Regions from separate parts of the Mus musculus genome. Here region 1 is linked to region 2. A link is a loop called in an ENCODE intact Hi-C map of the cell type or tissue named here. Cell type or tissue: heart. All regions are shown on one strand. Each heading gives the region's core, and the rest is flanking DNA. Links, peaks and the distances in the headings are about the cores only.

Region 1 (15,422 bases), core at 4,229-12,228, 57 kb before region 2:
ATTAAATTTGAAATGGTATCTGCTGCCCCTTGATGAGATGGATGGCCAAACATACTTTTGAGGTAGGGTCCCAAAGCTGCTCAGAGCTTTGGCATGCACAGCATGAGAGTTCTGAAGGTCCCTGCCTGCATGCTTGCGTGCTTACTTTCTAGATTGCCATTCCTGTTACTTTGCAGAAATTAGTCCATATGGCCTTACTTCATTTGTGTATGGTTCATGAATATATTGTTTTCCAGAGTGATTAGAGCTGCTTGTACCTTAGCAAAGTAATTTAGTTGTAATTATTTTGTTTCAGGCATTCCTAAGAAAAACCATTTAAAACAAAGGCTTTTCAAACAATTTAAGAGATAAATCTGTGTCTTAACTTGTAGAATGTCTGAATTTATGAATCAAACCTTCAGGGATTAGGGGTTGCATAAAGCAGAAACAGATTGTAAACAAATTAGATGACTCATCAAAACTTGAAGACATTCGTATTACACAGTTATTTCTTATATAATCATACTTTAATAACGATACTTCGGATATACATATAGTTTTTATAAGTAGGATAGAATATCTAGTATTGAAATATTTTGGCTTTGGAGAGATAAGTTTTCCTTGGATAATGATGTAATAGTTTAAGTCACTTTAATGTTTAAGCTAGTAAGTTGAAAATGTTTTATTAGAATATTAATTATACATAATGGGTTTTATTACAGTATTTTCAGACATGTATGCAATATATTGTTGCATGTAGTTTTCTGCTACTGCCTTAGCTCTAGGGGGGGATCCTGCTACCAACCTCTCCCCAGCTCCCCTTGAATCCTCAGGTAAAGGACATAGACTCAGTTTGTTCTTTTACAACTTGCCTTCTTGGCACAATTACTGGTCAGTACGGTCTCCCGCTTGGAAAAGCATGCCCTTACCAGTTTATTGTCTCTGTCTCTCCACCTGCCCTAAACTTTAGTGGCTAGTCCCACCTAGCCTAGCCTCTGCCAAACATCCATGACCACAGGCCTGTAGTGGTGGCCACCAACCCCAGCTTCCTCCCCCACTCAAGACCTCACATGATTGCTACGTTCTTCTTCCACCAAAGCATGGCAGAAAAAATTGCTCTCTCCTTCCTTGTGTCTCCTTTTTCCTCCTGGGACTCAGAAGTCACACCTGTACCTTCCACCCAGCAGTTGGCCCCATCTTTCTTTACTGACAAATCAAGAACCAGTTGGGGAACGAGGTCTTAATATCAGAATTGCCCCCTTCAGTATATTCCAATTTTATTCTACCCCAACCCACCCCACCTCACCACACACGTTCCTTCCTTCCCTTCTATACCCATTTTCCAGCTTAAGGCATGGCCTCATCCATTGGGTTTCACATGCGCAAAGTGTTCGCCATAGAACATCACCTCCTGGGACTGCATCCTTGGGCTCCCAGCCTCTGCCCAGAGCTCTGACTCTCTGATCGCTTGGTGCTACTGAGTCATCATCCTCTGGATATCTTTCCTTCGTGTGACTTATGTGAGCAAGGAATTTTCTTCTTTAAGTATTGCCTTAAGTTGCCTTTTTTTAAAATCAAAATTCTTTTGTATCTGCCTCAGTTTTCGTTCTGGACTGTGGCCACCTCACAGGTCTGCTCTATGGCTTGGTGCTGTTTGTTTTTTCACTTGTTCTTTAATAAGAGGAAATTGGCACTTTGGGTTTTTTGTTTCTTTGTTTTTTTGAATATATAACATAAGCTCTTAACTGATTTCTCTTAAGTTTGCAAAAAATAATGGCGAAGTGAATTCTTAAGAAATTACTGTGTTTTGTCACTTGCTAATGTTGCCTCCATTGTTCACTGACTGAGCAGACATCTTGAGGGCCATGAAAGCAGGTGAGCAGTCTCACCTGAGCTCACGTGAGCTCACCACACTGCAGTGCAGGCTGGGCCACACACCTTGGGCCTACCATGAATTCTATGATGGGAGACGATTTATTTTTTGTTTTAAACACTGTTTCTTATGAACACAAATCCTTAATACTTGAAAAACCTTTAAATTGCCCCTTAAAAGCCTATGTAAGGTTGTTGGGTGAGGGGCGCAAAGGCCAAGGGACCCTACAAATGCACTGACTGGATGTGAGAAGAGTTGGAGGCTCGGCCGCCACTTCAGGGTCACTGCTAGAGCTGGATGGGGGAAAGCAGTGCTCTGTCCAGGCTAGCACTGCTGTGTGATGGCCGAGCCCTGCGCTGCTGCATAGATGAATAGATGGCTGGTTCTTCTCTCTCTTCTGCCGCCACTGCTGTTATTAGAAATACTGTTACTACTGCTGGTGACAAATGAAAAAAATTAGAAAGTAGTTTTAACACCAGTGTGGCATAAGAATAAATGGCCTCTGGAGTCAGGGCCCCAGTGAGAGTCCGTGCTGTGTGCAAGAGGACTGTAGCCTTGGCTGTCCTGGAATTTGCTATTTAGACCAGGTTGGCTTTGAATTTCACAGAGATCTGCCTGCCTCTGTCACCTGAATGCTGGGATTAAAGGCGTGTGTCCCATACCCATCTTGCCTGTGTTCTTACTCTGACTTTTTGAGTTAATATAGTAAACCTCTGCCTGTCTTCAGAGCCACTGAATTTCTTTGTTCCATGTATTGCCCATGTTACTAAATTTGGTTGGTAATCACATAGTCCTGAGTGATCCAATATCTTTTTATATTTATCCTTAAATTAGCCAGGGTGTTTTCTGTTGCTGGTTACTAAAAACACCTAATTATACAGATAACTATTATTACAACCACCATTTAGACAAGAGGAAAGTGATATTTAGGAAAGCTAAGTAGCTCACAAACCCTCCAGTGTTGTCAGTAAGTAGGGATCCTGAGATTCCTGTTCAGGCATCCATACCCCACAGATGCAGAACAGGGATCAACTGACCTCTGCGGTTGGGTTCAGTGAGACAGACGGATGGATAAGGTGGGACAGGGCCTTGTCAGCACTAGACTATCTGAGGACATGTTCTGGAAAGCTGGAGAAAGGAAAGCATGGAGGAAGTCATAGAAAAGGAATTAATGGAGAGCGGGCCTCCATGAAGAAGATGCACATGAACTACTGTAATAGCTACAGGATAGTGTTCAACTGAGACACGCATCTGCCCTGCAAGCTGGCAACAGTGCAGTCAAGGAACAGGATACTGAGTTCACGGGCACCCATGAAAGTCAGTGCACAGCCACTGCAGAGCACTGTCTGCAGTCAAGACCTTAGTGATGGTTGTGTCTGTTATCTCATAGTTTGAGTCTAGGGAATCTCATCTGAGAAAATATTGAATAAAAGCATAAAAATGTTAACCACAATGGCATTTATAATGCCTAAAATTAATGATAAATTGATTGCTCAATACAGGTGGAATTGTATCACATTGTATTGTATTACATGCGTGTGACTGGCAGTACATTATAAAGAATTTTTAATTGCATCGGAGAAAAAAATAGGATTAAAAATAAAACATTGAACTACAAAATGATCAGTTTTACTACAGAAATGCATATACATGTGAATAGCCTCCACATGCATATATTAATGAAGCCCAAGAACACACATCTTAACATGGTTTCTCTGTATGTTTTCAACATTAATTACAAAAAAAGCATTTTGCTTTTTATAACATTCTAAAACTCTAAAATAAGTTGACTGGTAAAGAATAAAAGACTTTATTAAAATAATAATTGTAAGGTGTCATAGGCTAACAGAAAGGAAAGAGATGAATTCTCAAAGGTTATAAGATGTGGGACCTTGTTAGGTGGGTTGTGGTTAACAGGCTTGATTGTCTTGGATATAAAATAGAAAATGTATGATTGTGAAGGTAGCCAAGGATGTACATAAGCCAGGGAGTCGTCGGTGCCTGCAATCCTAGCACTCAGGAAATGGAGCAGAAGGATCAGAAGTTCGAGGTCACCATCTCATATATGGAGCTTGCTGTCAACAGGCTACATCAGAGCCTGTCTTCTAAAGGGGACAGGGGTTAAGACGTAGATGCTATAGCCCAGGGCAGCTGCATCCAGACTGAGAGAGACCCAGAGACGAGGCCAGGTGGCCTGGCTGACAGGAAGGGTTTCAGACAGGGAGAAGCAGAGGGTTATTTATATGCTAGGTAGTCAATAGCATGATACATGATGTCCTTGCGGTAGGTCAAGACCTGTGGAATATCAACTGCAAACCAGTTCTGCAGATTCAACTCTTTTGTACATTTTTGTAGGGAATACTCAGTTGCATTAAGTGCTTCTTTAGGTATATCAAGCCTTTACCTTGGAGGGAGGTGCACAAGGTAGCGTTAAGGGAGACATGGAAAAGTGTATAAAACCTCACTTTTGCTAATGCTTTGCCTTAAGGTAGTCACCAAGGGGACCGCCACTGTATTTTACAGATGGGCACAGTGTCTGAACTGTAGAATTTATCAGGTACTTATGTGTTGTAAACACTTGAGTTTGATGGAAAATAGGCTGAAACAAGATCTAAACATGAACATTAAATAAGGTAATCCCATTACTTGCCACCTAGGAGAGTCAAGGAAGCAAGGATGATGCTTTCTTTCCTCCCAAAACAATGGGGCAGGGAGCTCACCAACGCTAACAAAGCACTCTGGACACCTCTTTTGATGGTATACATGTTACTTTGTCTTCCCTCATTACTGGAGACACCACTTTATATGAGGTTAACATTAAAAGAGATTTATTCAAATGGGAATCTCTTACTGACTCTTGTTGCTCTTGCCTGTAATCCTAATACTAGGGAAACTGAGGCAGGAAGATTGCTATAAATTTGAATCCATCTTGGGTTACAGAGACCCTGTTTCAAAATACTGAAACAAAATCCATGTATCCCTTCTAATTCAAAAATAAAATGGTGGTCTCTAGATCTTGTCTAGGACCACACTACACAGGCTTCAGCTTGTACAGGCATTGGTCCATTCTATGCAGCAGCTTGTTCATACACAACTATAATATATTTTGAAATGATGTTACAACTTTCTTTTGAAGGCAGGAGGTATTGGTACTGACAGAATTATATTTTCCAGCTTTTAAATGCTTCCAACACTATCTCATTGAAAATATGGCGTGAGTCACATCTTTGCCTGAAGAAATACTGGTGCTTTTATGAAGCAGGCAGGAGTTTGTCACTGCTGTGATCACGCATGCCCTTAATCTACTCTTGCCTTCTGTAACCTGGATGTACTCCAAGCCAAGTGAAATCACTCTGACTGGTTTATTAGCATGGGCAGAGCTCTCATATTGGTAGATGCAAGTCTTCCCGTTTGATATATTCCTACCCAGAAGAAGGCAAATGTTGTAATTAGGACAGTCTTATTTTATTGCTAGCGCTATGCAAAAAATATGGAGCTACTTTTCATACAGTTCTGTCTGTGGAAAAGGTCTAGCTAGTTACAGAGTCTTTTAAACTTGAAGTGCACAATAATAGAATATATTGGGCACAAACATGCAAAGTCTTGTTTGCTGTTGTGTTAACTGTCGACTAGTGCCTTGAGTGCCCCAAATTAGCTTTATATAAAGCTTTTTACCACCCCAAGACGGCTCTGTCTGCCACTACACTTAGTTTTGATTCACCTTCCAGGTTAGAGTTGGCCTGTTGGAAAGGCAAGCACTCTGATAGCTCAGAGTAATGTCAGCTGATCACCTGAGATGTATTTAGAAAGAGGCTACCAAGAACTGAACAACAACAACAAAAATAGCTCTTGTTCTAAAGCTGAAAATTCTCCTTGGTGTTTCAGAAGAGCCAAACCCTTCCCATTGTCCTCCACTCCCAGCCCGCGGGGGATTCTGTAAGCCCAGAGCATATCTGTACCACAGTACGGCTTTCACTATTGTTTACACAGAGTGTTGGAGAGTCCTGACCTCTTAGTAAAGTCTCACCATGCTTCACTGTCTTTTCTTACTGAATTTAGTAAAGAATTTAAGGACATCTTGATATAGTAAGGAGGATGCAAACATTGCTTTTAAGTAGACATGAAATCTATCGAGTCTAATATAGACTCCTGCAAACCGCTTGAAGATCCAGGTAAGTCCATCCATCACCTCTCGCAGTTTCAGTCCCTTCTGTAAAGCTAACAGTAGTTTCACCCAGCTCATGAACGCCACTCACATCCCCTATGTGAAGTGCTAACCAGGAGCTGGGTATTTACTAGGTAGTCAAGTCACCGGTGGGTCAGGAGTAGAGCTATCCCGTTGACTGGGTGCTTATGAGCACGGAAGTTCATTTGGGGACTTTAGCAATCAGCTCAGTGTGCTTTATCACTGAAGCTCGGTGGTGCTCAAATGTGATTGGTCCTAAAATTGCTAGAGCAGAGTGAAGCCACCTCCGCCTGGTGTGGGGCACTGTTTACTCTTCCTCCTTCCTGCTAAGCTTTAAGTTTGGTTTCATCTTAATCTTAAGTTTGGTGATCTTAATCCAGGCTCCCAATCTTGTCTTTGCGTTAAGATGGTCTCTGCTTCCCTTGTCCAAGCCTGCCCTGGAACCTGAAATGCCAATGCATCCAGCATTCTGCAGGTTTTCTGAGAAGCCATTAATTGTTTAATGACTGTGAGCTGTTCCAAGCAAGGGGTAGGTTCAGATCACAGATTGGGTGGCCCACTGCAACAGTCCTGACAGCCTACTAACAAAACCCACACAAAGACTGAGTTAATAATCTACCTTAAGCTTTAAAGATCCTGGCATATCTTACTGAAAACAGTTTGTTCACTTCTGCATAGTGCTCAGTGGTATATGTTCAGGAAGCCCCGATCTGGATAGCAAGTCTTGGAAGCCAGTGGAAGAAAGACAATCTTTATAGCCAGTGGTGGTGGCACAGACTTGTAATCCCAGCACTTTGGAGGCTAAGGCAGAAGGGCCACAAGTTCTAGGCCCTACGAGATCTAAGTGACATAGAGAGACCTTGTTCAGCAGAAAAAAACGACATGAGGAATAAAATCAGTACCAAGCTGATGAGAGCACAATTCCTTGGTGTTTCTTTTACTGGGTATCGACACTATAATAGCCTTTTACTATGTTTTTTTTTTCCTTTTTAATTTGACTTTTGAGCCTTACTAAGTTGCACCCACCACCACACCCAGCTCTGCTGTGGTTACCGGTTAGTTAACAGTTTGTAATTACCATGAGCATCCCTTGGACAATGTCGGAAACATCAAGTTAGCATGTTTATGCGTTCCCTCTCAAACCTCTAACAGTTCTGTATGTATGCTGCTCTTGTTATTACCCATGGTCCATATGAGGAAGTTCAGAAAGGGGTGAGATGTAAGACTCCTGGAATATAAATCACAAACACAACATGGCCTAAGTAGGGTTATTGTTGCTTGAGGAAACACCATGACCAAAGCAACTTGGAAAAGAAAGCGTTTATTTGGCTTATTTTGTAATATTTGGTTTATTTTCGCTTCTGAATAGCTGTTTTTTCATTGAATGGTGTCAGGACAGGAACTTAAGCAGACCGGGAACTTGGAGGCAGGAGCTGATGTAGAGACAATACAGGGGTGCTGCTTACTAGCTTGATCCAGATGGCTTGCTCAGTCTGCTTTCTTATAGAACTGAGAACCACCAGCCCAGGGATGGTACTACCCACAATAGGCTGGGCCCTCCACAATCACTAATTAGGAAAAGTTCCTAGTAGCTTGCCTTCAGACTGACCTTATTGAGACATTTTCATAATTGAGGCTCCCTCCTCTCAGGTGACTCTAGCTTGTGTCACAGTTGACAAAACTATCCAACACACAACCCAAGCATTTCTTCCTGAAATGTGATCTGCTTCTTAATACATGCTCAGTTTGTATTTGTTCCTTACTGAACTTCCAGTTCTGATTAGAAACCAGTCAGGACCACATGCCCAGTCACAGGAGGACTGCATGAGTCGGAAACCTGTCTCCTACAGCCCCACAAGTGCCCTGTGTTAGGCAGCTTCAGAGAAAAAAAGTGTTGCAGAAAGGAGATGGGCCAGAAGGCCTGTCAGTCCTGCTGTGTCAGCAGGAGCTTCCGGCAGGTGGTTCTGAGTGTGGAGTAGGAGTGAGGCAGCCAAGCACTAACAGCCCATCCTGTCAGAAAGCTGTCCGCTCTTGCATCTGTTGACAGGGAGGCCTCCCAATACTTTGGCTAAACAATATGGAAATAGATTCCTCAGTCATGAAACGGTCCAGGGAGCTTGCTGTCATTCCCATCTCTGGAGCAGACAGCGTCCAGTTCTGATAGGTCACCTGTTAGGCAGCACACACATCCCTTTGGAAGATGGAACTTGATCCTGGCTGCCTCTAAACTGAGAATTGCAACTCCAGTGAGCAGCTGTGGGCCCAGCAGAAGGAACCATCGCCAGCCAGCAGCCTTGGTCGCAGGAGAAGAAGAGCCCTGACACGGAGTGGGGACGCTGCCATCCACACCGTCTGATTCAGGCTGGGCTGCTGGTGAGTTGGTGGGCTGTAAAAGACCAGAATCGGAATCATTACTTTCATTCTTGTATTCCTGGGACCATAGTCTTGCTTGTTTTAAATAAGAAAGTACTACAGAGGACAGAACGGAATCTTTTCTTGTGCCCCAATATGAGTCTATTTTAAAGTAATTTTGAGTTAATTTTATCTTTAAGCTTTAAAATACTGATTTTTCTGAATCTTATAAATATTGATTAAATTTCATAAACTCAGTCTTGAGCTTTTATGTTCTTATAAAATAATAATGGAAATCATTAAATATACCAAGTAATCAATGTTCCTGTGAGATCCTAACTCTTTTGTTTCGATATTTGGGAAAATTAGTATACTAATACAGAATTTTTCAATTTGAATATTTTTAAACAACTAAAAAGTTTTCTCTCTAAAGTACTCAGAATCTCAAGTTACATTCATGCGTTTGTTGAACACAATTTTCACCGTTGCCTGAAAATTATTTCTTTTACAGTTTGTAACTGGAAATGAGTAAATTTCAAAGTATAATTGAAACTAAAATACTCATTATAGTTAGACAGAAAAAGTTTTTGAATCACAAACATCTATAAGAAAAAAAAAATGTATCTATCTTCTTCAACATTTAGTCTCAGTACCCAGTGGAACACCTGGTATACTCAGATCAGAGTATGGAAATACTTTTTGACTAAATCATTTAAAATCATTTGACTAATCACTTTAGTTTTAAATTTAAAAATCACCCAGTTTTACTCTGTGTGAGCAAAACTATAAGAAATAACTTTGACTATAGTAAGTACCTCCAGATAGACAAGCACTCACATGTACTATTATGACTGTTGCACTTTTAAATAGGACAGACCTGAGATCTAAGTGTGTTAAGTAGCCATAGCGGGCTACGGGACTCAAGCAATTAGGGTCTGCTTCTGTCTCCCACAATAACCTCCAACCCAGCACCAGTCACAGAGCCGAGCTCTTGACCATGGCCACTGATTAACTGGAGCAAAGCATGCCTAGCTACACAGAGGTTGTAAGCCACTCCCACTCGGCGGGCGAGAGTAGTTAGTCGCTGCCTGGTCTACAAAGCAAAGGCAGCAGGGTTACTCAGAGAATCCCCGTTTCAAAAAGACAAGAGGGAAGGGAAATTTAGTCGGCTGACTTCAGAGGGGCAGCCTGAGACCCTTGAGCAGTAAAAACCTTAGAAATGCAGAAATCATTTTGTGAAATTGTTACTCAAAACATTGTTATGCTATTATAACCAGCAGAAGGAAAGCACAGTTATTTTCATTTGGGGTGTATTATACTAAGAAATAAGGCTCAGAGTAATTTAGGCTTCAAATGCTTTGAATGGACACCGAGACTTGCTGCTTTCATGTAAACATTCTCTTCACCACTCCAGGCTCCCTTCGTGTTGGGGCCGGCCAGCGGCTCACATGTCCGGGTTTGAGCCTGGGAGGCATCTTGGAATCTGGAAGAAAAGAGGGAGCCTAGGCGGATTGAGAAATAATGGAACCAAGACAAGCTAGTTCAAAGGTTCAAACTTTTAATGGCAGACACGCTTTATAAAAGAGGGGGGAAAGCCCATTCCCGACAATTCATCCTTGGAGCCTGGAACCAGCTGCAGGTGATGACATGCAGGATATGGCATATAGTCTCCAGAATAGCTCCAGGGCCTCTCAGCAGGTAGCAGTATCTTGAAGAGGAGCAGTAGCAATGGCAAAACAATAGAGTGATCTAGGGAGAAGGCTCCACCCTAGATAATCTCCTTAGTGGCAGCAAGGTCAAGTTCTGGCTCAGCCTGCTTCAGGCTTATGGGAGGGAGGCTACACCTTCAGATGCCTGTTCCATGTGTTTCCTTGTGCTGTTAGATGGGCCACAAGAGGAAATGAGAGTGGTGGTTGGGCTTTGAGCAGTTTAGTGCGTGTGGCAAGAGGCTGACCCACACTTAGAAGCCGGCTCATGTGGCTAACTAGACAGAGGCAGGAAGTATCTCTGCGTCCGCTCTACCTCAGCTGTCACCCACAGAACTGTTAGTTTGAGGATTTGCGTTCACAGCCTATGGAAACACGCCACATGCCAGGAGTTGCATGTATACAGCCCTCGTGACCCGCTGGTGAACATGGGGAGCCACAGCAGTGGAGTTGGGTGTATGGAGCTGAGTTGATGAAGCCCCACTGTCCCACCTGGAGCCCTTACACATCTCAGAGGCCTCTCCCAACAGGACTGGGATTCAGTTCTGTCCTTCACCCATGACTGCACAGTGCCACAGGACACCCAGATCGATCCCTTGTCGCAAGCCTGAGTACAAAAGTGAACAGACCTAACCCATGTCTTCCACATTCACTTTGGCGGCACCAAACACAAGCCACTTGGGCATTGCTTCCAGTCACCCATAAAGCCTGGGAACACACACCTTCCTCTGGGAACAACTTCCCTGCCAGACATCGAGGCCTCCACTCTCCATCCCGCTGAGGCTGAAAGCCGTTCTCTCGTTGTCCCCATGCTCCTCATACACTGTCACCAGCAAAGCTTTCTGAAAGTGTATCTGAGAAGTGCAGAGAGAAAGAGCGTTTACATTTTAATATATTAAATTGTGATCTGCCAGAGGGCAAGTATTCTACGCTCTACTCAAACCTCCCTACCCTAGTGCTTTTCCTATAACAGTGCAACAGTCATGGGGGGCTGCGCAGGCGCAAAGGCCTGGAGTGTCCTCAAACCCGCATTTGACTCATAGTCTTTGTACTTATTTAAACTCATAGTTTCTAGCCATATCTATGAATAATTATAATCACTCATATAAATACATAGATATGCAAATATACCTACACCCTAGGACTGTGATCTAGTCAAGCCCGGTGCCATCCTTTTTCCTGGTTATAAGCTCATGATGACATTCCACAAGTGCATTGCCTAATTTAATTAGTTGAATGCTTATGAAAATTCCATGAAGGCAGAATCTCTACATAAATGCTAAGAATTATGATTACCGTCTTCACTTCATCCCCATGGCTCAATTTTTACTCTGCGTGTTCAATCTCTCGTCATCAACTAAAGAGAGTTTATATGCAATGCCTTTGACAGTGCTGCAAAATTTGAACCATATTTTTAGCTGAGGTAGATACTGACATTGGCTTGTTTTTGCTGATTTGAATCTTGAAAGAATTAAATTCAGTTTAAATTGTGTCTCTTCAGTAGATTATATCTGCAAATAGATGTCGACATTTGAATACCGGCTATCAAACTCTCTGTACTAGACTGTCAGATTATTTTAAATTGTGGACTGAAATTGTGCCATTATTCTGTTTTATTTGAATTGGATTTTAAGAAGAGGATTCTATATAAAGCACACTATTTTTTGAATTGTTTGCTGTTTGCGACAGAGGATAGCTGTGTTGAAAATGACCCCTAACTGGCTGTAAGGGATCCTTGCCACCATCCCTGGCTTATAAGAGATTTTGAATTGCATAGATGAGAACAAGAAGAATGTCAAGAAGGGATGACTTTTAGATTCCCTAGCCATCCGAGCCACTTCTCAGTTTATTTTGCGTTGTCATCTTTGGCTCAGGCAGTGTTTCTTCAGACTTGGCACCACTGTCGGATGTGCCACTGTGTCTCGTGTAGGTCATTCGGGACGCTTGTAGGGAAATGTTCAGATGACGGCACCTGCGTACCAAAGGGACAGGCATTACCCATAGGCCCCAAGCCCCATGCTTTGGCAGTCTTTCTTTACAAAGTCATCACAAGCAACTTGGTCGGCCATCCTTCTCCATCTACAGGAGAGAAATGTGGGATTTGGGTTGGAGAAAGTAGCAGCTCAGGGCAGGAGCCAAGAAACGTAACATCGTAACATCGCAGTAGGCAGCTCAAGTGAGGTGTCAGGTTCTGGCAAATCTCACTTGTGAGATAAAAGATTTCCTTTCAAGCTGTGCAGCTCAGGAGAGGAGGTAAATATAGCAGAGTGAGCTGGGCAGCATTGAGGAGGGCACAGGTTATGGGGAGAGCCAGGCGTGGGCTTTAAACCCACAGAGGCAGAAAAAGATTTGGCCTGGAGCTTTGCAGAATGTTCAGAGAGGGAAAGGCCTGGCACAAGCTGGGTTGACAAGACTGGGGCAAGCATGAGCCAGGTGGCTTGTTTCTTTCATTGTCCACTTTATGCCCGAGCCCTGAGTTTTACGGGATGCACTTGACTAACAGCAGGCGGTGGCCACCACTCACAAGGTCCTTAGGCAGTGGCCACCACTCACAAGGTCCGCAGGCGGTGTGTATGACATGGCAGTTCAGAGAATGGCCTTTGGAATCACCTTCCTGGCTCAACCTTTGCACTCATTCTTTAATGATAAGTATTAGGTAAGAATTATAACACAGCATATGTATTCAGTCATATTGCTAAGAGAAGCATTTTTAAAATGAAATTGAATTTTCTTCTGAGTATTTTGATATAGAAAATCAGCCTAACAAAGGAAAGGAAAACACTGAGAAAGATCTTAGCATATGAAGTCCCTGTGTGTAATAAGTGTAGCATGACTTTCATATTTTTCAAAGATATTCAGTTTATTCGTGTGTTTTTGTGTGCATGTACATGTGTGCAAGTGCCCAGGGAGGCCATGTCACCGTGGCATCACTGATGTAAATGATTTAATCTGGTGGAGAACACCAGGCAGACAAGCACAGCGGTCAGTTTGTGAGTATGTATCAGTATTGTTAGGATCAGAGTGGCACCCGAAGGAGAAAATGGTGTGATGTAATGAAAAGGAAGCGTGGAGCTAGGGGTACGTGTTCTTCAGGCAAGTTTACTGTGCTCAGATTGACATACAGTAAAATTCTCCACTCAAGTGTTTAGTTCTGTAACTTTTGATATCCACAAGCAAGTCACAAGGCCACCTGCTACCAGTTACAGATTACCTTGAGCTGAGACTGGAGCTCAGTGACAGCCTGTGACTAGCACGTACAGGTCCCTGTGGTCCTTTGCCAGCAATGCTTCTCCACTTCCCTAAAAGGATAGAGAATTTTCTATCACACTAGAAAAAGTTCTATACAGAATTTTTCAAATTTTGACTTAGTCCTTAGGCAAGCGTAGCATGACTCAAAGACTTGGCCTCCAAAGGCTGTCAGATGTGATGGGGGTGCTAATCTCTGGTCCTGGTCGTAAGATGCAGTAAGCAAGGTGGCCATTTGGGATCTTATATCTGTATGACTCTCCCCAACTTGCCAGTCTCCTGAAGGTAATATACTTTTTAGACCCAAGAGAAAACTGCTGTAACCATGTAGTATGGAACAATTTACAACCAACACCATCACTTAGGCATTATCTAGCTAGCTGAGTTCACGCAAGATTGGACACTTCTAAGTATCTAATGCTTATTGTTTCATTGGTGGTTCAGATTTTCAATTAAGCATTTTTTGAGAAAAACCTAATCTTGAAGGAAACAGAGCCCTTTCCAGGGACTTCTTGGACAGCCTACACCTGGACTTTAAACCTAAGCCAGATTAAGTTGCTTTGTTAATTACTCACACTTGTTATATTTAAAAAAAATGTGGCTTTATATTCAAACTAAGAAGCATGAATAATCATTTTTGGACTGATTTTATAATCAGTTACTTTGTTTTCATTCTCACTATTAAGTATTAGTTTAACAGACTGGATTGTGTAAGGCGGTGCTGGTTTGCTCTCTAGGAGTAAATAGAGAAGAACCCTTGGCTTTCCCAGTGCCAAGATCCTCCTTAGGGCTGTGATGGCCAAGCCAACCTAGCAAAGACCATTCAGGAGAGGAAAGGGGGATTTCCTCTCGCTGTTCCATCAGGAGTGGGGGGGGGGGGGGGCTCCAGGTTGTTGACTTCTGGCGTGTTAGAGGAAAATGTATTAATTTTCAAAGCATCTCCAGTGCCTGAATCTGAAATGAAGAGCTGGTGGGGGGTAGGGGTGAGGTGGGGGTGTAGACAGTCCCTTTTCAGGGCAGCTGATCTAGCTTGCAGGCTCTTAGCTGTCTGCCACTCTACTGAAGCCATCCCAGCCAGTATTCTTTCTTGAGAAATTGGGTCCCCTTGCTCGCTCTTCCTTACCCCAAGGATCAGGAATGTAAGACCAGCTTTATCAGACCCAGTGTAACTTCCTAAGGGTCTTTACTCAGTGCGGAAGGATACTTTTAAATCTTCACACTTGCTAACTCATTCGTGCTTACTCTACTTAATGTACATCCGCCTCATTTCAAAATTATGCTTGTATTTAGTTATAATTTTTTGCAAATGGAAAAATCGGAGTGAATTATGCCATAATTGACATGCGAGCAAAGTAATTTTGCAGCATTTTATTGCAATATCAATATTAAACGGTCACTTTGAGAAAGCTGTGTCAACATTTGTTTATAGGCATGATAAACTGTTAGTAATTAATATACTTTAACTCTGTACTATGGTTTTAATAAGATGAATAAGGCTCTTTTTCTCGTAGATAGGCATCTCAATGCCTGGGGCCAGTAAATAGTATCAGAAGTATAATCATGGGTGTAATTAACATAAGGACCTTGAGATAGGGAGATTATCTTGGATTACCTGAGTGAATACCTAATGCAACCACAAATAATCTATATAATACCCAAGATAAAGGGGATCTGTCACATGTGGGAGATGATGTAAGGATGTCACATGTAAGGGTGGAGGTGATGACTGGGGTGATGTGTCCAGCAGCTCTGAGAGACCTCTCAAGTCTCAAGGGATAAAGTCTCTAAGTGAGTGTAAGCAGAGCTTAAATATATTCTAGCTCTCAGGACTAGGAATGTAATGTTCTTATAACAAAGGTCTTAAAAGGTAGAATTTACTTTGGAACTGGATAACAGGTATAGACACAAAGAATTTTAAGAGACATGCTAGTGAAAGCTGAGATTTCTTTAAAAAGACAAACAAACAAAAAAACAAGTGTTATGAACATGTGGGAGTTAAAAATAGCCCTGATAAGGCTCACTAATGAGAATCTGTAACTAAAAACTGGGGGAATGTAAGCCCTTTGTACACGTCATCATA
Region 2 (15,422 bases), core at 2,515-10,514:
ATTTGTAACCAAGCACCCCAAAGACACCTTTTCTCTGCACTTTGACCACTTGTAAGTTTCTGCATTCCCCACCATCCATTGCACAAAGACACTTGTGGTGAGGTCAGAGTGCTTCACTGATCTGAAGAAGACAACTTGTACAGGTCCATTTAACACAAGCAGAATAGTTAGGTTCACCCCTAAGGCCTATGAGTGCCCAGTCTTGGCCAGATTTGCAGTACAAGACATTTATTCTACCAGAAAGTTGTTGCTATCCCATGACATTCCTGCCACTATTACAGCCATGGGTGTATCTTGTTGTGCCTGTCATTATTGTACCCAGGTTGTTAATGACATGCCCGCTCAGCTCCCCCAGCAGCCTGAACGTCACCTCTGGTACTGTGAAAGCCAACGTAGAGGAAGCTTCCAGGTCATTACCAGCTTTGTTTCTCCATGTCCTGTGACCATATTGTGTTGATCTCAGTAGCAGGGCCTTACCATCAAGTTCTGCTGGGGAGCCGAGAACGGCAGCATAACCAGCCTGGGCTGTTCTGGGCGCTCGAGGACACTCTGACCTCCAACAGAGGCACCCCACATCCGGAACTGGCTTTGTATTTAGTAGCCCCGGTTTCTGATGCATTATCCTCTGTGTGTGTGTGTGTGTATGTGTGTGTTATGAAATAGTAGGTTTTCATATAGCTTTCCAAACCTCTGTATTGTTAATACATCTCTTCACTATACCTCCCCCCATCCTCCTTGGCCTCCCCAAATCTCCTTCCCAGTCCTTCCTTTCCCCTTCATATCTAATTGATTGCATTTTTATAAAATTAATATAGTCATATGCCTCAGAAGTTGTGATTTCCTAAAACCCTTGAAATTTCATAGTCCAATGGTATTCCTGTGAAAGTTTAAAGAGAGACTGCTTGGTAGCCATGACTTTTACGTTCATTTTATCACGTGTATTTGAGGGAGTGTGCACATCCCACAGCATGAGAGTGGAATCAGGGCTCTCCTTCCACCACATAGGTGCTGGGACTCAAACTCAGGCAATCAGGCGGACATCAAGGGACACTTTTAGCAGTTCTGACTTCAAAATTTTATAGATTATAGTTCACAGTTGGTTCCATATCTTCCCTAGGCCTTTCTTATGGAACATGCTGACTTGTGGCCATGAATTACGGTAAAGGGGAAAGATTAAGCTGTTTAGTCTCTCTTGTCGTGTTGTAAACTGGGCTTCCACACTAGAGTTCTAAAACACTCTTGACCACCGGACACTCTTTGTGTCTGTGCTTTGGAAGGGTCTGGCCACTTGAGTAGGCTGTACACCCTCTGCTCACCCTCTGTCTTTCAAGCATGTTGTCTTGAGAGAACCCTTCTGGTTCATTCCCATGCCCTCCCCCCACCCCCTCCCACCCCCGCCTTTGGTAGCTTGGAACTCCTCTGCATTTATGTAGGAAGCAGTGGTCAAAAGAGAGGAGGCGGCGGGTGGATTTGAGGCTGTGGGATGAGTTAAGGGCTTTAAGCAGTCTGAAGCCCTTCAGCTTGGTTTCAGATGCTGCAGTACAGAGCAGCGGTGGCTGGGTATTGACTGTCTCCAGGCTCTGTTCTTTCCCCCAGACAGTTATTGATGATGTTAGATCTCTCCTCCTCCCACATGTGAAGTCATTTCTCCCTCAGCACAGAAATAGCTTCCTATGGCCCTGGTCTATAAATCAAGACTTGAGAACATAATTCCAGTGAGAAACAGGAGCTAAGCAAAAATTTGAAAAGAGTGCTGTGTTCTTTATTTTTGTAATTAGAACAAAATTTCTCTTAGAAGTTGAAGAACCTCCCCCTCTTCATAAAATCTAAGCATAAATCATTGCTCTGGCTAAACAGTAGGCAGAAATGAATTTTTAGCTGGACACTATACCGATGATGCGACCTGGTCTTCCAAGCACTGCAGCTACAGGTTGCACCACCATGTCTGACCCAGTCATTTGCTTTCGCATATCTAAACTGGCTCATTATTATCAGAATACAATATTTCATTGAAAGTACAGCCTTGAAATTCCTTTTTAAAATGAGATTTCAGAAGCTGAGAATATGGGTCTCATGTGCTGTGCAGATGTGATGTCCCAAGTGTGGATCCCCACTTTACACTGAAAAGTCGGCTGCTACAGTACATGTTTGCATCAAAACAAGACTTTATAACTATAAATTAGAAAGTTCATGGACATCAGTGTTTGTCTTAGATCTGTACAGCTGAGTCCTGAGTTGGTGGTGTATTTAATCTCATGTAGAGAAGTAGACATGCAGAGACCTCCTCCTCTTTCCTTCTTTGAAAAGCTCTTTTCCTGCTCCTCTCACCATTGCCGCCTTCATTTAAAATTATAAGGCTGGGATTGTTCTGACTCCGAAAGGCAAGGACATTTTTATTTGAACACTCAGTTTTCACTCTGAACTTAAGTTTTCCCTTCTCTGCTTCTTCATCTTTGGGGTTGAGAAGACAGGAAGTGAGGGATGTGACGGCCTTTGACAGGCCATGGACATATACTTCCCATCCACCTTTGACAGGCCATAAACACACACTTCCTGTCCACCTGTCTATTCATGCACTGACCCTTTGCCTGAATAGGATCTCGGATCATGACTGAGTCCATTGGAAGACCCTGGTATTGTGTTAGCCGGGGTGTTAGAAAACCCTTCTCTCTGGATTTCTTTGACTAATCAGTACACCTATTGTGGGGTGGGCCTCAGCAGAAGTCTTACTTCCTGTGTAATTTATGGGGATACCACAGGGAACTGTTTGTCTCATTTTTGTCTAGTAACACATCCTCTTTGATCTTCGCTTCCCATATGGTCTCTGAAATCTTTTATTCATAGATTCAAAGCACTCACACAAAATGCTTTTGTCAGAGAATATTTAACATCATCTAAAATGTTCTCTCTCTGTTGCTCCCTGGGTTTCCTCCACTTGTAGTGTTTGCACGAAGCATCAAAAGTCGTCTTCTCTTTGGGAGACTGGTCATAATATTATTTATTTATATCTTACCTTTTCCTGGCATTTTAGACAGCTGTTAGAAGGGGATCTAAAGCTGCAGTCGAGTATGTGGCATGAGTTTAAGGTTGAATGAAATATCAAGAAGCAGGAAACCAGCATAAGTAGAAATGAGACAGTGGGTACCACAAAGTTCACCAAACTTACTGACCGAAGAAAACCAAGACTGGACTCCGCCCCTGCCGCTGCTACCGCCCCTGCCGCTGCTACCGAAAGGAAATACCTGAGTCAGACTGCAGGCCTTGCCTTTCTCCTACAGCCTTGGAGTATCTGCTCTGCCCTCTCTAGCCACCTTGTTACCCTTCTGTGAGTTTGGAGTGGGGATGAACCAAAGCAAATGTCTGTCTGCCTGTGGTGACAGCTCAAGACTCCTGTTGGGAGTTGTCATGTCCTGTGTGAGAGGCATCATTCCTCATCTGGAGCAGTCTCTCCCTAACCTCCACACCACCCTCAGGTCTCAGAAATAACTACAAAGAGACCCCTTGCCCTCTCTCATTTGTTATGACTCATAGATCATGAACCTGTGCCATTGTTGGGGACAAATTCATAACATGCAAAATAACTAATCTTGACTTACGGCCATTGTCATGTTTCACTTGCCCTCCTTACTGAGAGATTGGGAGTTGCCTCTAGAAGAGAGGGGACTAAAGGCTAACTGTACAGATAGCCAGGAAGAACAGAATCACTAGAGCTAAGACGGAGAAGGAGAGGAAGATTGCTGTCTGTTGAGGCTGTGGCTGGGCACTAAGTACTTTTGGAAGACTTTCCCAGAAGTTTAGTTAAATACCAACAATAGCTTTCAGACTTCAGGCAGTTCCTCCTGCCTTGGCTAATGAATTTTTAAAACCAGGGTCTTCAAGCCTCTTAGGGATTGGTGGTTTCAGTTTGCCTTCCCTATTCCTTGATCTTCAAGAAGATAAGGCAACACTCCCTTGTTAGCATCTATCTTATTGATTGACTTTGCTGTTCTTTACTTAGGTAGGGTAGGTAAGGATGCTGAGTATCTGTGCTTGGTGAAGAAAAACTATCAAGATTGGTGCTGAATTTTGTCTGATGTCCTACTTGTTCTGACACTCGGAGGATGAGTCACCATCTGCCTTTAAAAAGCTACAGATGAGGCCCCTCCCAAGCATAGGTCAGTTACCTGTTGGTGGGTGGGAATAGTTCCTGGAATATCAGAACTTTGAGCATTAGGGAGGCCCTGCTTCTTCCATACCAAGTGGTAGGGTAAACTGAGCCCAGGACATGGCTGATGGGAGTCACACTAAAGGGAAATTTCTCCTGACAATGGGAAGTTCTAGTCTTTCTGTAGGTGTTATATTTTAAAAGAGATATTCTCAGCAAAAAGCCAACAACATTCAAGAAACCTGCATCATAAAATGGTTAATCTGCCTCTTTTGTTTAAAAAAAAAATGATTGAAAAATCATTTAGAATTTACTTTTAAAATTGAACAGCCCTAAAAATTTCCCATTGAGGCATTCCAGTATCCTATTCAGTTCTGGATGGAATCAGGGCACAGTCTCTCCCCCAATAAGAGCCGTCCATGGTCTGGTACTAGAAACCAGGAACAACTACCACAGTTGTGATCATGAGAAGCACAAGTGAGTGCTTGGGCACGCTCTCGATGAAAAGGAGCAAGGGATCAACTCCCATTCCTGTTTCTTGAAGGACCTTCCAGGTCATCGAGGAGTACACAGTCAGTTTAGACAGTAGGGCCCACGCTGTGTTTACAGTTTCTGGAGTAGTTTGCATAAGTGAAGCTTAATTTGTTACTGGCCATGGTTAATTGCTTCAGTCATTGAAAGTTCTTTGCATCTAAGTGATAGACACAGACCTGAGAAGGGTGAGGAGATGGCATGGCAGAGGGTCTGTGGCTCCACTCTTGTCTTCACTGTGACCTCCCCACCGCCTCCCCAGTCAGCTGGTTCACGATAGGCAGGGGAGGGGGAGCGTTTTCTGAGAATGTTCCTCCTCATAGGAAGTGACACAAAGTAAAATTGAGCCTCACTAGACTGCTTAGTTTCCTGTATACAGTGCATACATATGTAGTTACATGGTACCTGAACAGCAGCCCTGGCATTCGAACAAGTCTTAAAAGAATTTTTAGACAGCTTCACACATTCTTGCCCCAAAATAGCATTCAAAGTGTGAAGCAGCTTGGCACATGAGGCAAGTTCAAGTACTTGCAAGTTCCTGGAATGCAGGCTTGTGTGGGAAAGGGCAAACCAAAGGGACCCTCAGATAGTTGCATTTTGTCTTCTGTGGGTCTGTCTGTACTTTAGCAGTGGGGGAATGCTACCCATTTATTGCTATTTGGTAAAGCTCAGTAGCAACAGCAGGAGACAGCCTGAAAGGATAAGAAGTCAAGGCCTTGAAGACCGATTAGAAGAAAGACAGAATGTTGCAGCCTAAATAGGATCAAAGGATGGATGCCCAACCTATGTCGCTGGTAGTGGGGGTGCCCCGAGTGAGAGCCATGCGTGAGCTTCTGCAGCATTTGTGTGAGTGGAAAAGACTTGGGTGCCCCGGGCAGGGAATAGCTCATACTTTTCAGGCTGAGTGACCCATGGTGCTAATAGAGTGGAAAGAATTGTAACATGTTGAGCATGAAGTGGGGTTGAAAATACTGGGCTCATTTCACAGGACTTGCTGTGGTGTTTGTTAGTCTTATGATGAGCCAGTTCTGATTTTTAGTTACCAGCAAGCCTTCTTTCCTGGTTTGCATAAGCAGAAAGATGGATGATTACATATTGATTCATAGGCTCTCAAGGCTTATGAGCCAGATTCTAAGCCTTGGTGGCCAGGAGCAGTGCTCACTGCAGTGGCTGTGTCCATGGGGCAGTGCTTATTGCAGTGCCTGTGTCCATGGGGCAATGCTCACTGCAGTGCCTGTGTCCATGGGGCAATGCTCACTGCAGTGCCTGTGTCCATGGGGCAATGCTCACTGCAGTGCCTGTGTCCATAGGGCAGTACTCACTGCAGTGGCTGTGTCCCTGGCAAAAGCTCAAGTCACCACTCATTCTTCTTACGTGACTTCTTGTACCCTGCTCATTAGACAGCCCTTAGGCCTTGGCAGAGTATGAACAAGCAAGTTTTTTGTCAAGTTTCCTGACAAAAGACCAAATTCAGGAAGATTTTCAAACACAATGTACAACTCTAAGAAACCATTTTTATCTACAAATGAAAACTAATTCCATATGAATAGAATTTTACATTGATTTCTATATATTTTATGTAGCACAAAAAAATGCATAGTCCCTGCCTAAAATAAATTTTAAGACAAACTAATATTTTACTTAAAATTCAAAGCTTTGATGGTTAATTTGCCAGTAATCTTCTTTTTATTTGTTCTCCATCTCCTGGCCTGAACAGTTCTAAGCATATGAATCGTCCATTTAAATGATGGTTAGTTAATTTATTTAAAATTATGACGATATTTTCCTATTGACACAGAACTCTTGTGGATGATTCAGTCCTTGTGTGTGAAATGTCTTTCACATTCCAGTGGAAGATCCTAGAACACAAGCTACTTGGCACCTTCAGAAGGGACGTGAAAGGGAGCCAGGGCGGAGTCCTGTGGGCACAGTGCCTGTAGACACATGGTAGGCAGCCAGCGTCAGTTGGGAAGTGCTTCTAGGAATAGATGTTGCGGGGAGTGGAGAAAGGGAAGGAAGTGGGCCTGTCCTTCCCGGCTGAAGCTGCCTCTGCTGTCTCTCCCAGGAATCTGCCTCTCACGGCTCTAGAGCAGAGTGAGTCATTGAGCAGCATTTCAGATCCCGTGTATTTTGTTCTTCCGTCCTGGGGTCACAGAGTGAGCAGTTTGAGACTCCGTTAAAGTAAGAACTTTGAACACACTGTTCTGAAGAACACACACTTGTAGTTACTACACAATATTGTCAGTTCCCTGTCAGCTTAACTGGGTAATCTGTGCTCTTCCGCATATCTTTGCAATTTGGCTTATTTTTATTGTTCATTATTAGCTTATCTTCCTAATGAGTTATGTACATTACTTTAAATAGGAAGATGATTTTAGCTGAAGATTCCCATTGACTTAGGTATGCCCTGCTGTGTTTAGGGTACCTAAGGCCTTTTCAGCACTCAGATGCTATTTGTCTGATTTTTTTTTTCCCAATCCCTCCCCGCAACAACAACAACCAAAAAAAAAACCATACAAAACAATATGTTGGTACCTGCTCCTCGTGACAAAGGGTGAAATAAGTTATCTGCTTGAGCACGGTTAGGGCTTTCATCAGTATTTACCTCATTACTCAGAGCAGTGCACTGCTCAGTGCTTCTCACACTTTGTGAACACTGTATCTAAAGCGTCTCCTGTATGCCAGGCAGGCAGGAGGCTGGACCCATGGCAGAGTGGAGCCACACAGCCACAGCCTCTGCTACTCTGAGCAGAAGCCCAGAGTGGCTTGATAAGGTTGGTAGTTGCAAAGATGAAAGCCATTATAGAGCGTTCCATTAAAGTTAAACTCCCATGGTAGTAAAAGCTGCACGGGCTGTTATGAAGCTGCTCTGGATGGCAGTTTGGTTAGCAGCAGGTATTAATATTGACATAAGACCTGATTGTTTTGACAACTATACAGTGAGGCATTATCAGTCCTAGCGTTTGGAGAACTAATTTTGTGAATAAAATGAAGTAACAAAAGTTCTAAGAAGCTGGGCAGTGGTGGCACACGCCTTTAATCCCAGCACTCAGGAGGCAGAGGCAGGCAGATTTCTGAGTTCCAGGCCAGCCTGGTCTACAGAGTGAGTTCCAGGACAGCCAGGGCTACACAGAGAAACCCTGTCTAGAAAAACAAAACAAAACAAAACAAAAAAAGTTCTAAGAAACAGAAACTCATTGCAAGGAAGAAACTACTTTCTAAGCTGGAGAGCTGGAGGACGGTTGGGACCTGCCACCCGGAACAAGGCAAGTAGCCCTCAGTGAGATTTGCTCGCAGTTCCCCATCCACCACCAGCTGTGCCTTTGCAGTGCGGTAAAAGAGCACATTAGCTGGAGCCACAGGCTCAGAGCGCAGACAAGATGAGTATTCGCTGATTGGCTCCATTCATGGGAGCAGTTACCCTGCTTGCAACTGAGTCCTGGCCCTGGCATGTGACCGGCTGTGCCCATGATGGAAAGGGGGGCAATCACACACATTTTCACCAAGCAAAAGTCCCTCCCACCTTTTAATTCTTGGGGAAGACGGCAAGGAGTTAGAGAGGCGTGTAGAGCCGCAGCTCTGGCAGGTGACCTTCGTGAGCTCTATGTGTTTATTTAAGCTCAGAGTTACAGCTCTTTCATAAATTTTAAAGAAAAGAAATCTATGTTCTTACCCCAAAGGAATAACTTAATAACTTTGCTTGTGTGTGTGTCTGTGTGTGTGTGTGTGTGTGTGTGTGTGTGTGTGTGTCGTGTATCTGTCTCAGTGTTTAGGCACACTGGTTTTGGAATGATAGCAAGTAGCATGTTAGGTTTGACCTCAGCATTTCTAGTCACCAACATGTTTTATCTCTAAAATAAAATTACTTATGGCCCTGTGACAAAATTATTGTGCATATGATAAAAGAGCTAGTGTATTCAAAATGGAAATACATATAATACAAATGCTTAATCATCTAGTCTGTGTTCTATCTCACTGTCTGCTAATGTCATACTGTCCTGTGTCAATTGATCCATGGCAGAGAAAGGCAAAAAGGTGAACAAATATATTTTCACATGGAAATTGTTTTCTATATACATAAAGTATAAGCCAGTGGCCCCCAACCTTCCTAATATGGAGACCCTTTAATACAGCTCCTCATGTTGAGGTGACTCCCAACCATAAAATGATTTTCATACTATTTAAACTGTAACTTTGCTACTGTTAGAAATCATGATGTAAATATCCGTGTTGGAATTTCCAATGGTCTTAGGCGACTCCTGTGAAAGGGTCTTTCCAGGCCCCAAAGTGGTTGCGGCACGTAGGTTGAGAACCACTGCTAAGGAAACTATAACTCAGATACTGCCCTGTTGCAATGATTTTTAGTATATACTTTAGCTTTTTATAAGGTAACTTTTGATGCAAAGCATGCCCGTTAACTTGGTTGTCTATGGGGGTCTCTCATGGCTTCCTTTTTAGTGGTTATTGGGGTCTTTTCAAATGTATCTGATACACCTGTGGTTTCCCCAGCACCACAAATGCCACCTCTGTTAATACGCTCAGTTTTGCATCTCTTTATAATCTGCTTAGTTTCCAAGTACAAATACAGTTTAAAAAGTAATGAAGATGGGTAATTTTGAATTTTATTTGAGGTTTTTATTCATTTACATAATTAGATGTAACAAATAGTTTTGAAATGCAAAATAAGCCCACAATTTAATTCTATGACAAAACCTCTTTTTTTTTTTTTCCTTTTTTCTCTAGCTCAACTGAAAAGTCATTTCCTTGGAGATCAACAGGTATGGTGTTTTTTTTTAATTATGTAAAAATTGTTTTTTGTTTTAGATCCAAATAAAGAAGCAGCTACTTAGCTAGCAGCCATGGCCTGTGCAAGCTAGGCGAATGCTCTGCCACTGAGCCGAATCCCTAACGCCTATTTATTGTATTCTTTAACTTCCTACCCCTTGATGGGGTAAGCCAAGCAGAGCTCTTGGCAGTACTGAGACTGAACTACTTCGCTCTGGTGTAGTAGTTGCTGTATCCTTCATCCTTTAGCATAACTGAAAGTTACAGCATTGCACAGCAATTCCCTTAATAGCAAGTGTGTGTCTGAAGCTTTTCATTGCAAGGAAACAAAGGGGACACCAGGAAGGTTATTGTAAAACGGCCAATGACTCATCTCCATCAGATGCTTCATTGTTGCTCATACTTAGAGTTACTTGAATGTTCAGCTTATATTCTTCCATGTAAGATATCTGCTAATCCTGCTGTATAGTACAGTAGGCTTTGCTATAGCTTGTGTATCTTTTCCCCTAAACCTGTGACAGGAAGAGTGAATTATATTACAAAGAGTATCTGCCCCTATCCCAAGGGTTACATTCAGTCTTCACTCAGCTTGTGGTAATCAGGCTCCTACACCATGTGCTGGATGTTGTGCACCCTGCACATCGTCTTAGCACCACCCACCTGGTCCTCCCACTACCAGGCCAGATGGAGGTTGTAAGGTGAGCAAGTCAGCAGCACTGCAAAGCCTGGAACTGGCCTTGAAGAAGCTTAGAGCAGCAGATGCCCCGTATCTGAGCTTAATCTGCATTTGACCACAGAATTCTAATGTCGTTCACACTGCCAGCCGACAATGATTTTTGTTCAAACTGCTCCTACTCACAAGATCACCTACAGTTAGTAAAAGGGAAGATACTCCATAGGACAATATGTGGCTACCTTGGAAATAAGGTGGAATTTCATGTTATAGATGGTCACTTCTGAGATAGCTATGCAGAGATGAGCCCGAAGCCCCACCCAGTCTTCACCTCCAGACTAGAGAGGAAGCATTCACACCAGACAGAACACACAGTAGCAGCACTGCGTGGGAATATTTGAAACTAGGTTTTAAGAGAGATATTAGATATTAGAGGGCTGAATTAGACCATCAGGGACATTTAATCTCTCAGTAGTCATGAAGAGACCCTGGAAGCCCTTAAAGAGAAGTCATGTAATTTAAACATCCTCTGAAAGACAGCATAGTACGGTAGGCTTTGATTGGAGGGAAGAAAAATATAGCAAAGAAAGACTGGCTGGAAACACACTGCTAATTTGGTGTGGGAACATCTGGACTGAGTTATTGCTAGATGTGGAGAGTGGCTTAGTGTGGCCAAGCCTTGAGGTCTTGAGCAGTTTAGGAGGGCAGCTTCATTGAAAAACTAGGCGAGTTAGAATGGAGAGCCAGTCTCTGGGACACTTTGGACTTTGATGTTGGTCATGCTAGATTTGATGGTAAACGGAGCAACAGGGGATATTCAGTAGTGAGGTATAAATGTTAAAGCAAGCCCCAGTCCAGGGTGCAGGAAAGCGCTCCTGTTGAGCAGATAGTTCTCTGCACAATCACATTTGACCAAGTGCTTCAGACATGTACCCAGAGTGCTGTGGAACGGGCCGTCTGAGCAGCAGCTAGGCTGGAACCTGGAGAGCAGCCCTGCTCGCTGCTCCTGGGAGGTAATCAGAGATGATCTGAAACCCGAGGAGCCCCAGGGTGTCAATTGGGACAATTCTTCTTTCCCTACTTTGTCACAGTGTGTCAGGTCATCACAAAGAGCAGGACGGCTGATGCCGGCCTGGCTCACCTAAGTGAATGAATACACTCATATATGAATGGACAGTAAATGTCAAGAAGGCTTGAGGGCACGTACATTAGATTCACAACTGAACTTGAAGCCCTTGGAAAGTTTCTTTTTCCTCTCTGCACAAGGACCTAAAAAAATGGGCGTTCCTTAGGAAAAACTAAAGAAAACCCTCTGTCTAAGAGGGGCAACTGTGTTAGTTTAGGACAGAATATATATTTAGAAAAAAATTACAAAATGTTGTAAGTTTTTAAAACTCCAAAGAGCTTATTTTGATTCTTAACTACTGTTCTCGAGGTGCTCTTGAAAGTCTTACACTGAAGGTGTGTCCAACAGACAGTCTGTGATCCCAGGCACTCCTGAGTGGCCAGGAATGCCGCCGCACACAAATCAGGGAAATTTTTTTCTATTTCTACAAATTTTTGGTTTGTTTGCCTCTCTCTCTCTCTCTCTCTCTCTCTCTCTCTCTCTCACTCACTCACTCACCTCAGTTGTATACTTGTGATCGTGAACTTGGTAGAAGACAGTGTCATGTTGCAATGTCAAAAGGTTGGGAACTCTTGGTAGCCTCATTAGTACAGTTGTAAATCCTGCCTTGTCGACAGCCATTGCCACCCACCTCCCTTCCTCTTCCTCCTCCTCTTCCTCTTCTTCTACCACCTCCTCTTTTTTCTCTCTTTTTTTCTTTTCTTTTCTTTCTTTCTTTCTTTCTTTCTTTTCTTTTCTTTTCTTTTCTTTTTTTTTTTTTTTTTTAACAGCAGAGCCTTTCTGTGCATTCCAGGCTGTCCTGGAACTCACTGAGTCACATCCCAGTCTGGCCTGGCTCAGCTCCTTCATGCTGGGATTCACCATACACAGCTTATGGCGTTTTCTTTATTGCACATTTAGCATGTATGATGTGACTCTGACCATACTGTTTCTCTTGTAGCTCTTTCTATCTTCTTGATATTATAACCTCATTGAGATATAACTCACGTGCTCTACAATTTTCACTTCTACACATTTCAAAATCGTTAAAATATACAGAGTTGTGCCCACATCACCACAATCAATTTCAGAACATTATCATTACCTGTAAAGATGCCACATACATTTTATAAGTCAGTATCATTTTCTACCCAAAACTACTAATCTTAAGCAGCCATTGTTGTCTTTCTTTATGAATTTATGAATTTTCCAGTTCCAGACATTTTAGTTTCTGGGTTTGTACAAGGTGTGGCCCCTCATGATAGATCTCTTTCACAGAGTATTGTGTTCTCAAGATTCACCCTGTGTGTGGGTCGGCACTCTGTCCTTATTGGTAAATAATCTCCCCTTGGGGTACTGGAGAGCACTGTCTTTACCCACTCAGCAGGGGATAGGCACGTGTCCTCCTTTCAGCCATTGCTTTGAATGTTTATGAAAACTTCTCCATGTATATTTTTACCTATACATATAACTAAGAACAGAATCACCCAGTCAGCTTGTAACTCAGAGTTTTTTAACAATTGGTAAAATGGTTTCCAGCGTGGCTGTGGCTGTGCCTGTGTAACATTCCCACCAATAAAGCACAGGGCTTTCACATCCCTTCCCCCACTTGTGGTGGTGACCTATAGCTGTCCTGGCACGTGTGCTGAAGTATTCCTCATCGTCTGTTTGCACCTCAGTGATGGCCAGCGTCATTTTTGTCTTTCTTCTTCAAGCAGTGGGGAATGGCAAAGCTTATCCTTTAGTCATACTATCTGCCCGCCCCATCTTTTTTACTATTAAAAAAACATCATTTTAAATGTGCTTGTCACATACCTATTTGGTATTTTACAATATAAAAAAAAAGTATAAAATAATTACTTATAATTAATCTCATCTCAATTTTCTGTGAATTACACATAGTTGCCCTTTTAAGTAAACTTGAGAGCATTGATGTGCAGGTTATGTTTGCTGTTTGTTTGTTTTTTAAGACAGGGTCTCTCTATGTAGACCAGGCTGCCCTGGAACCCTCAATGTAGACCAGGCTAGCTGCTGCCTCCCCAGATGCTTAGTGTGTATTATTAAGTATGACATTCCTCTATTGATTCATCTTTAGTATTACATAGTAAGGATTTCTTGACACCTTGAATGTAGGTATGGTTTCCAGCATCTAGAGCAGAAGCCTCACCCTCTTCAGATATTCAGATTTAATGGAGAATTGGAGCAGAGACTAGAACTACTATAACTGGCAGGAAGATGCCTGAGGATGTTGAGAAATATGTTCCATGCTTGTATATGTACTATTCAACATTATAATTTTTTTCTGATTTTTGCTGTAAATCACTGTGATAACATAACCATATAAAAATGTATCTCCTGGATTTTTTGAAAGAAAAGCATGTAAGGTGTACATACAGTATTAAGGTCCTCAATGTGTGTGACCAAGTTGCTTTCCCTCCCTCCCAAGTATATGAGATTGAGCCCTTTAGTTTCTCCTTAATGTCTTTTGTACCTGGAAAATATAAATTATCCTTAGTGTTAGCACTTTTTCTTTCCTTTTGGAGGGTACTGTGTGATGGGTAAGAGTTACTTATGGTCCAGCAATAATAACAGCTGTGTCTCTTTGTCAGTCTTTAGCTGGGGAAGCAGAACCCACGCCAGCTAGTTAAATACAGGCAATTTGAGGCAGAGAGCCCGTGGGCTGGGAAAGTAGAGTTGGGAAGATCTGGAAAGCGAGCACCCTAGAGGCTGATGAACCTGAGTGTCTGCCTCTGTTCCAAGGGCCGGGGGTGGCAGGGTGCTTGACTCTGTCAGAGTCTCGGGGTAGGCAGAGATTGGGTGAGATTTGTTTTTACATTTGTTGGAACCAGGAAGAAGCATCCTGTGGCAGAAATCCTGTCTGGAACTGAGATGGGCTGGCGCTTGTCTTCTCTGCTGTTCTTGCCCACCCAGCAGCTGCTGCCTAGCTTCTTGAACTAGAGAGGGCAGCTAGGGTTTTAGCTACCAGCGCCTGACAGACGTTGGTGTTCCTATGTTTGTGATGCATGGTACAGACAGATGAAGATGGACGGTGGGGAATGCAGTGTCGAGGACTCCTTGACCTTCCCCCCTCATCCCACACTCTGACCCCCATTGTCAGGATTCATGTCATCGGCAAGTAGCAAATATCCGTTGACGGGCTGATGGTTTTCTTAAAGGGGGTGTGTGTGTCCATTTTTAACTTTCGTCACCCCAGCAGGCAGTGCAATCATTGCATTATGTGTGAAATATATAAGAATACATAAAATATATGCATATATAAGCATTAAATATACTTAACTTACAAACATAGCAGTTAAATGCTGCCCACATATCTCCTCCAGCTCAGGGAGATACAACCTTTAGCAATTCAGCTGCCCTCACCACAGCAGGGCCCTTCTTCCCACCCTGAACAACCTGGCCCCTTCTGTTTCTTAGAGCACCATAGCCCAGACTCTTACCCCAACTGGGCCTTAGAGTCATGTATTTATGGTTTTTCAGGGCAGGCCTCACTTTCAGATCTTACAGCCACAGATGGTAATAGTTGTTCTTTTCCCATCACAGCATTATTGTGTTTTTTTGATGCTCGTCCACTTTTTACCCATGCCTGTGGCAGCTGAACTGTGGCCATGACAGTAACTCTTTAGCTACAAGGTCAGGAAAATTGATTTTATGAGTAAAAGTAAAATCTGATTCCTTTTATGCTCCTTTTCCTAACAGATAATAGATGCCCTTTTCCAAGTTTGAGTGTAAGTTAATAATTGGAGTAAAATGATGGTTTTAATGTTCTTTTTACTGTAAACCTTATTGTATTGATTCTCTATGTGTAGAACAGAAAGAACACACTGTGACAATCCTGCCCAGAATTAGCAGGGGTGGCTTTAACATGTGAAAAAGAGTTTCAAGGGCTTCAGTGTGCTGTGTTTTTGGCTTGGTCTCAACAAAAGACACCACCATTCTTTGGCTTGACTCCTGTATAAGAAAAGACTTCATAGAAGGGCAGGGGCTAGAGGTCTATCACAGTTTTTATCTTCTTCATATTTTCCTTTTACTTGCAGACAATTTCTCTGGGTTTTTTTTTTTTCCTCCCTCTTTAAAGTTTTACAGATTTAATTTGAAAAGTTCATTCCAGCAAGAAGCCTTCCAGCAAGAAGGTGAATTGATAGCCAGGCCCGGTGTGGAGGATG

The links. Hi-C counts contacts between places; a loop is a spot of excess contacts. Peaks named below come from ENCODE experiments on the same cell type or tissue, not always from the same donor. Only the 100,000 strongest peaks of a DNase experiment are listed, where the experiment ranks them.
Region 1: it touches region 2 in a loop (2.7-fold over the local background); 4 of 42 quality-filtered maps call a loop at or near these places.

What each region holds. Positions count from the first base shown.
Region 1 is chr2:59,221,444-59,236,865 of GRCm38, forward strand. All of the region lies in intron 2 of Pkp4 (plakophilin 4), which reads left to right. Among named protein-coding and RNA genes, the nearest start is that of Pkp4, 68 kb to the left of the region's middle. In heart, for the core only: no CTCF peak of the experiment used is centred there; a DNase peak (open chromatin) is centred at 10,308; H3K27ac peaks cover 526 bases.
Region 2 is chr2:59,279,800-59,295,221 of GRCm38, forward strand. It overlaps Pkp4 (plakophilin 4), which reads left to right. Exons shown (of 22, transcript NM_026361.2): 4 at 9,419-9,453. Among named protein-coding and RNA genes, the nearest start is that of 5330411J11Rik, 99 kb to the right of the region's middle. In heart, for the core only: no CTCF peak of the experiment used is centred there; a DNase peak (open chromatin) is centred at 6,632; H3K27ac peaks cover 1,575 bases.